Regions from separate parts of the Mus musculus genome. Here region 2 is linked to region 1. The links are chromatin loops, found by intact Hi-C in ENCODE. Cell type or tissue: left cerebral cortex. All regions are shown on one strand. Links, peaks and the distances in the headings refer to the core of each region. The heading gives the core; the rest is flanking DNA. Region 1 has its middle 21 kb from the start of Tmem250-ps. Region 2 overlaps Nacc2 (nucleus accumbens associated 2, BEN and BTB (POZ) domain containing).

What was found. A loop is a pair of places that touch in the nucleus more often than their neighbours do. Peaks named below come from ENCODE experiments on the same cell type or tissue, not always from the same donor. Only the 100,000 strongest peaks of a DNase experiment are listed, where the experiment ranks them.
Region 2: a loop joins it to region 1, with 1.9 times the contacts of the local background. A loop is called at or near these places in 4 of 42 quality-filtered maps.

What each region holds. Positions count from the first base shown.
Region 1 is chr2:26,117,754-26,120,654 of GRCm38, reverse strand. It overlaps a transcript of Nacc2 not described here. Among named protein-coding and RNA genes, the nearest start is that of Tmem250-ps, 21 kb to the left of the region's middle. In left cerebral cortex, for the core only: no CTCF peak of the experiment used is centred there; DNase peaks (open chromatin) are centred at 1,516 and 1,769; H3K27ac peaks cover 946 bases.
Region 2 is chr2:26,059,674-26,062,574 of GRCm38, reverse strand. It overlaps Nacc2 (nucleus accumbens associated 2, BEN and BTB (POZ) domain containing), which reads left to right. Exons shown (of 6, transcript NM_001037098.1): 4 at 278-383; 5 at 905-1,002; 6 at 2,102-2,901. The coding sequence ends at 2,613. Among named protein-coding and RNA genes, the nearest start is that of Nacc2, 31 kb to the left of the region's middle. In left cerebral cortex, for the core only: no CTCF peak of the experiment used is centred there; a DNase peak (open chromatin) is centred at 1,338.

The DNA.
Region 1 (2,901 bases), core at 221-2,720:
GAATGTGACTCCCTGTCTCTAAGATCTGTGCCTTTGACATCCTTGATCTTAGAACATGCACGGTACCCAACCTGCCAACCCTGGTTGTTCATGTTTTCTGTACTCATTCCCCCAGACATGCCCATGAAGTCACCCCATCTCCTATCTTCTGGACTCTCCTCCTCCTTCCTGGTGACTTCTAGGGAGTTCTCTGGAGAGCTTACGATGGGTTGAAGTCACTTTGGGTGTAGGGGTGAAGTGACTCACCAGGCCTCCCAGGCTGCTGAGGGTGTGTGCTGTTTGTTGGTCCAGCGACCACCAACCACTATCAGACCTCAATCCCTTACCTTCCTCTGCCACAAAGCCACAAACCCTCAGTGTGAGGCTCAGAGAAAGTGACTTCTGTCTACACCCCCTGTCCCAGTTATGTGCTGCTCTCCTGCAGATACCCACCCTTGCCTTACTAGCTGCTGCTTTTGTGTGTCTGGCCCACAGTGGCCTCCTGCTGTGCCTAGATTCTCGAGGTGACATAGGCTGCCTTCCAGCTCTGAAGAGTCATGGCTGGTTGGAATGGGGTTGGATGCGGGTACCCATGGCGATGTTTCTAGGGGTCACCCTCATCTGAGTCACACCTGTGTGGACTTTGAGACCTGTTTTTGCTTTGCTTTATTTTTTTATTATTTTTTTATTTTTTGAGACAGAATCTTATGTCATTCAAACTGGCCTTGAGCTCACTCTGTAGCTGAGGATGACCTTGAACCCCTGACCCTGCAGCCTTCTAAGATCTGGGATTACAAGTATGTGTCCTTATACCCTACTCCAGGTTTGGCCTTTTGGAGAAGTGAGCAGAGCCATGTGGTAATGCAAGAGACACTTCCTCAATGCAAGGGGCAGTCACCACCAGCCCCCGGGACACTGGGCTTTAGCTGTTCCTAGCAGGTGTATGCTTCCTGCAGCTGGCCAGTGGGCGAGTGTATAAAGTCTGCTTTGCCTGAGTATAATCAGGTGATGAAGGAGCACTAGAGTCTGTTTAGGACTGACTTGGCAAGACTCTTCTACTCAGGCAGTATGAGCAGCCTGGCCCTGAGTTATCATGAGAAGCTTGGTTAGCATCTAACATAGTTTCTCAGATGTGGGCAGCTCTTCTCAGAGCCTTGTCCACCATTGCCTCCTCCTGGGATTTGTTTTTTTTTTTTTTTTTTTCCTTTCAGCCTTACAGCATTCTCACCCCCATCCCCTGGCTGGGCCCCGACTACAGGAGAAGCAGCAGCATGTGATCTGGCCCGAGGTGGCTGCTCTAGCCTGCTCTCCAGTGCAAGGATCCTGGCAACCTCTGTTGCTGTTTTAGCAGATTCTCACTCTTTCCTAGGCTGTCTCCTGTTGGCATCACCTGCACTTCTCCTAGAGCCAGGCTGCTCTCTGCTGCAGTTGGCCAAGCCTGTCTTTGACATTGGAAGTTGGGGTTTTAGAAGCAGAGACCTGTGTGTCTGGTTCTCCCAGCCTACAGGCCTGTGTCCTCAATTTGGAGCTCATGCTGTCTCTCGCCCAGAGAGGAGTCTGAGCAGAGCAAAGCATGGACTCTGACCCAGGATCTGCCTGCCCTGGAGTCTGCAGTGCCAGGCCTGGGTTCTGAGTTAGGAATTTAAGGCCAGATTACTGGAGATTTTGCCCCCTCCCCAGGCTGTCCCTCTCTGGAATCCAAGCTAGGTCTCCAAGCAGGCTCTGCCTGGCCTGCTGCCCTTGGGATGAGGAGACCCTTGGTGAGAATGTTGCTGGCCCTTTAAGGGGAGGCTGGCTCCGTCTCAGGGGGAAGGAGGCTTTTTCTCTGGAGTTGTTTCCAGGTCCCTGGGGAAGGGCTGGCTGGGGCTCTTAGGAATCATGCCCTCCTCCCTGCACCAGGCCTGGCATCCTGGAGGGCACCCAGCCACAGATGGGCCTCCAGCTCCAGGCCCGCCCCTTGCTGGTGTCTGGGAAGCAGGCAGGGGTGGGGTGGGGCGGGAACAACTTGGGGCCTGAAAGTGCCCATATATAGTCACTGGGGGTGAGCAAGGAGTCAGGCCTGTGAGCTGTCTGATCCTGGGGTGGCTAGTGCCCCCTGGTATTCCAGTGGGGAGGGATTGCCATCTGAAAGGCAGGAGGATATAGGGTAAAGTGCACTGGGTCCAGCAAAGGCAGCCCCCAAGGAATGTTTATTGATTGAAAATAAAATGTCCCAATTCCTCTGTAGTTAGATCCAAGAATACTTTGAAAACTTCCATTTTGTAAAAGTCAGAAGTAACAGTATGTCCATAGTTAAAAGTGGTTGCAGTCCCTGGTGGGATTCATTCCAACATGAAAGGCTGAAGCCCCTTTTATGGGGGCTTCTGAGTGTCTCTTCTTACTCACAGCCCAATTTGGAGAGAAGGGCTTGCTTGCCTCAGCCTCTGATGTTTCTGGAGTCTCTCCATTCTGTCTCCTATGTTGCTGGTGTTGGTGTTGGTGGGGGTGGGGGTGGGCGGTGTGGGCTGCTACCTGTGGATGGGGCATTCCCTCCCCACTGGAGCCCCGGGCCTTCGTCCTTGGCCGGCCTCCTCTGCCCAGCCACTCTTTGCTGCACTCTTGACTCTGCTTTTAAAAATCACAATGTTAACACAGCTTTTGCTCATTTAATCTAGTTACTATTGTGCTGCTAAGCGCCTTTGTTAAGTTTTGTATATTGATACTTTTTGTTGTTGTCAGCAGTTTTTTTTTCTTTCTTTTTTTTTTTTTAAAGATATAAAGCCATTAGGGTGAGAGAAGATTAAAAAGATACATTACAATTAAAATGTTAATGAAATCTGCATCATACAACTTTTGAAACCCTTCAGGCATTTATCTTGCCTGTGTCATGTCCATTAACTTTGGCTATTCTTATTCCACACTGACCCCTGCTGAGAGATTTGT
Region 2 (2,901 bases), core at 103-2,602, 58 kb after region 1:
CACAGGCCTTATCACAGTAAAGGAAGCTCAGGGGTTAAATGAAACTGAAGGTATAGGGTTTGCCACACCTTTCCCAAACCCTGGTGGCTTTCAGTTGAGTATGGGAGTATGACAGGAAAAGGTGTGGCCTTGGCATCCTCCAGCCCTGGTGTCTTGGGTGAGAGCTGAGATTGTTTTTGTCCTAGAGACCTCACCACCCCTCCCCCCTTAGAGGGCATGAGCCCTGGCTTAGTTTATCAGACTAAAGACCTCACACATTGATGTCTGCTGGCTTTAGGCTCCGGGGTCTACATCACACGTGGCCAGCTCATGAACTGCCACCTGTGTGCAGGGGTGAAGCACAAGGTCCTGCTGCGGAGGCTCCTGGCCACCTTCTTTGACAGGTAGGTGTTTAGGGGGCTGCAGAAGCTTCTAGAGTTTTCCGGTAGCTGTGAGCTGCCTTGGTCATGAACGGTTTGAGCTTTTATAGCCTTCTGCTTTTTCCTAATACAGATGTGGGCGTCTGATATGGAGATGCCCTAGAGAGGCTCTGGAAAGATCCTTGTATATTAGGGCCCAGTCTGGTGAAATACTGGCTGTGTACCCCTCCCCAAAGGAAGTGAAAAGCTCTATGTACACTACCATGTGCATGAGTCAAAAGAGCCCCTTCCCTAAGGCAAAACAAGCCACTCAGGGGGCTCAGGATTTCCCATGGATAATGCCTGGGACAGTCAGCTTCCTAGTCTTGTCACTCAGGCTGCCCACTCACTGGGAGTTCTGTCCCTTAGAGTGTACATGACACAGGAGACACACATACTTTTTCAGGGGACACATGGGTGGGTGTGCGACACATGAGCTCTTTCACCTGGTATGTGAACGGGAAGCTCTGGACCAACTCTGCCTCCTTTCCTTATCCCTCCTCCAGGAACACACTGGCCAACAGCTGTGGCACTGGCATTCGCTCCTCCACCAGTGATCCGAGCCGAAAGCCACTGGACAGCCGAGTCCTGAACGCTGTGAAACGTGAGTGGGCAGTGAATGATCACTCCCGTAGGGTAGGTCTGGGAGACTCTAGGAATCAATCCATCTGGACTTGAGATCTCAACCGAGGCAGGCTAAGGCCCCAGGGTCATTCTGGGCCATCGGCTCCTGTCCTGCATGCTTGCTTTGGCCTATAGCACCGGGACCAGGAGAGAGAAAAGAGCAGCAAGTAGAACTCGTCTCGAGGTGTTAACGTCCTTGGTAGGTTTCCAAGTGTGATGAATTCAGCTGCGAAACTATTTTAATATGTGAAATAGATCTAATTTTCCTTTTTGAACAAAACCCCTTATTTACATGTTGAGGTTATTTTGAGCCTTTGCCATCTGTTCGGCCGGCTTCTGCCTCCCGCTCCTGCGTGGTGGGGCGGAGCCCAGTCCATCTCTGTGGCAAGCCACCGCCCAGCCCTGTAGCGGCAGATGCAGAAGAAGCTGTACTACCCAGCACACACAGAGACTGGCCCTGAGCACAGCTGCCTGGGGCCACTGGCCCAAGAAATGTCTTATCTTCTTTCTTAGAAATTCCCTTTGTGAGACTAATTCTACTTTATAGAAGAGGATAATTACAGTCCTGAGGAATGAAGTGACCCAGAGACACTGGAAGGTGGTGAAGCTGGGCTTTGAGGAACCTGTTCCTGGTTGATGCTTGTGGGGACCTTGGTCTCCAGCTCCTTAGGAAACAGAAGCGTTTGTTTTGTTACATTGAGGCGGACACCCACACTCCTTTTTGTCTGCTGTGTCTGAAACTAGGGATGGTGTTGACGAGCCAACTGATCATATGGAAGGGAGCTGACCTGTCTCATTTTTCAGGGGGAGGTGGGAAGGTTAGACACAGGTGCAAACCTGGTGGGCACCCAAGCCGACTTACCTTACTGTTATAGACATGTCCTAAAGAGTCATATATGGGCTTCCTGGGTGGAGGAAAGAAAAAGTGACTTCTGGATTGACAGCTCAGATCAGGGGACCCCAGTGGGGATCAAGCTTGCAGACACTCCAGCCCTGGGCACCTTACTTCTGTGGACACTTAGGCAGCAGTGGGCAGGGAGAGGCTGCTCTGACTCCTCTTGCTTCTCTCTCCCATGCAGTGTACTGTCAGAACTTTGCCCCCAGCTTCAAAGAGAGCGAGATGAACGTGATTGCCGCAGACATGTGTACCAATGCTCGCCGTGTCCGTAAGCGCTGGCTGCCCAAGATCAAGTCCATGCTTCCAGAGGGTGTGGAGATGTACCGTAGCGTCATGGGTGCGTCGGCCGCCAGCCTGCCTCTGGACCCCGAGTTCCCATCTGCGGCTCCACAGGTGTTTGAGCAGCGCATCTATGCTGAGCGACGAAGTGATGCAGCCACCATCGTGGCTCTGAGAACTGATGCGGTGAATGTCGATCTGAGCACTTCAGCCAACCCTGCCTTTGAGGCTAATGAGGAGGTGGATGGGGGTGGCTCTGTTATCCAGGAGGTGGCTGCCCCAGAGCAGCTGCCCGCTGATGGCCAGAGCTCCCCTCAGGCCTTTGAGCAGGGCAACACCAGCTCCAGTAGGCCTCAGACACCAGTGGCCACAGCAACAAGAAGGCCAGAGGGCACCTATGCAGGGACCTTGTAAGTGGCCGGCAAGGCCAGCTCACAGGAACCCAGTACTAAAGCTGCTTGCATGCGTTACTAATACAAACAAATGTGATCAAGCCACTTACCTACTGAACTGCTACTGCTGCCTGACAAAAATGTGATTTTTATTCTGCCTGTATTTAAAATGGATGAAGGAAACAAATGCATTCATTATACTGTAAACATTTAGGCCGCTGGCCACTCTCTGGGACAAAGGTCCCAGGGCAACTTTTTGATATTCCCCAGCTCAGTCTCCCGTGGTAGTGTTCTCTCTCCCTTCTTGGGG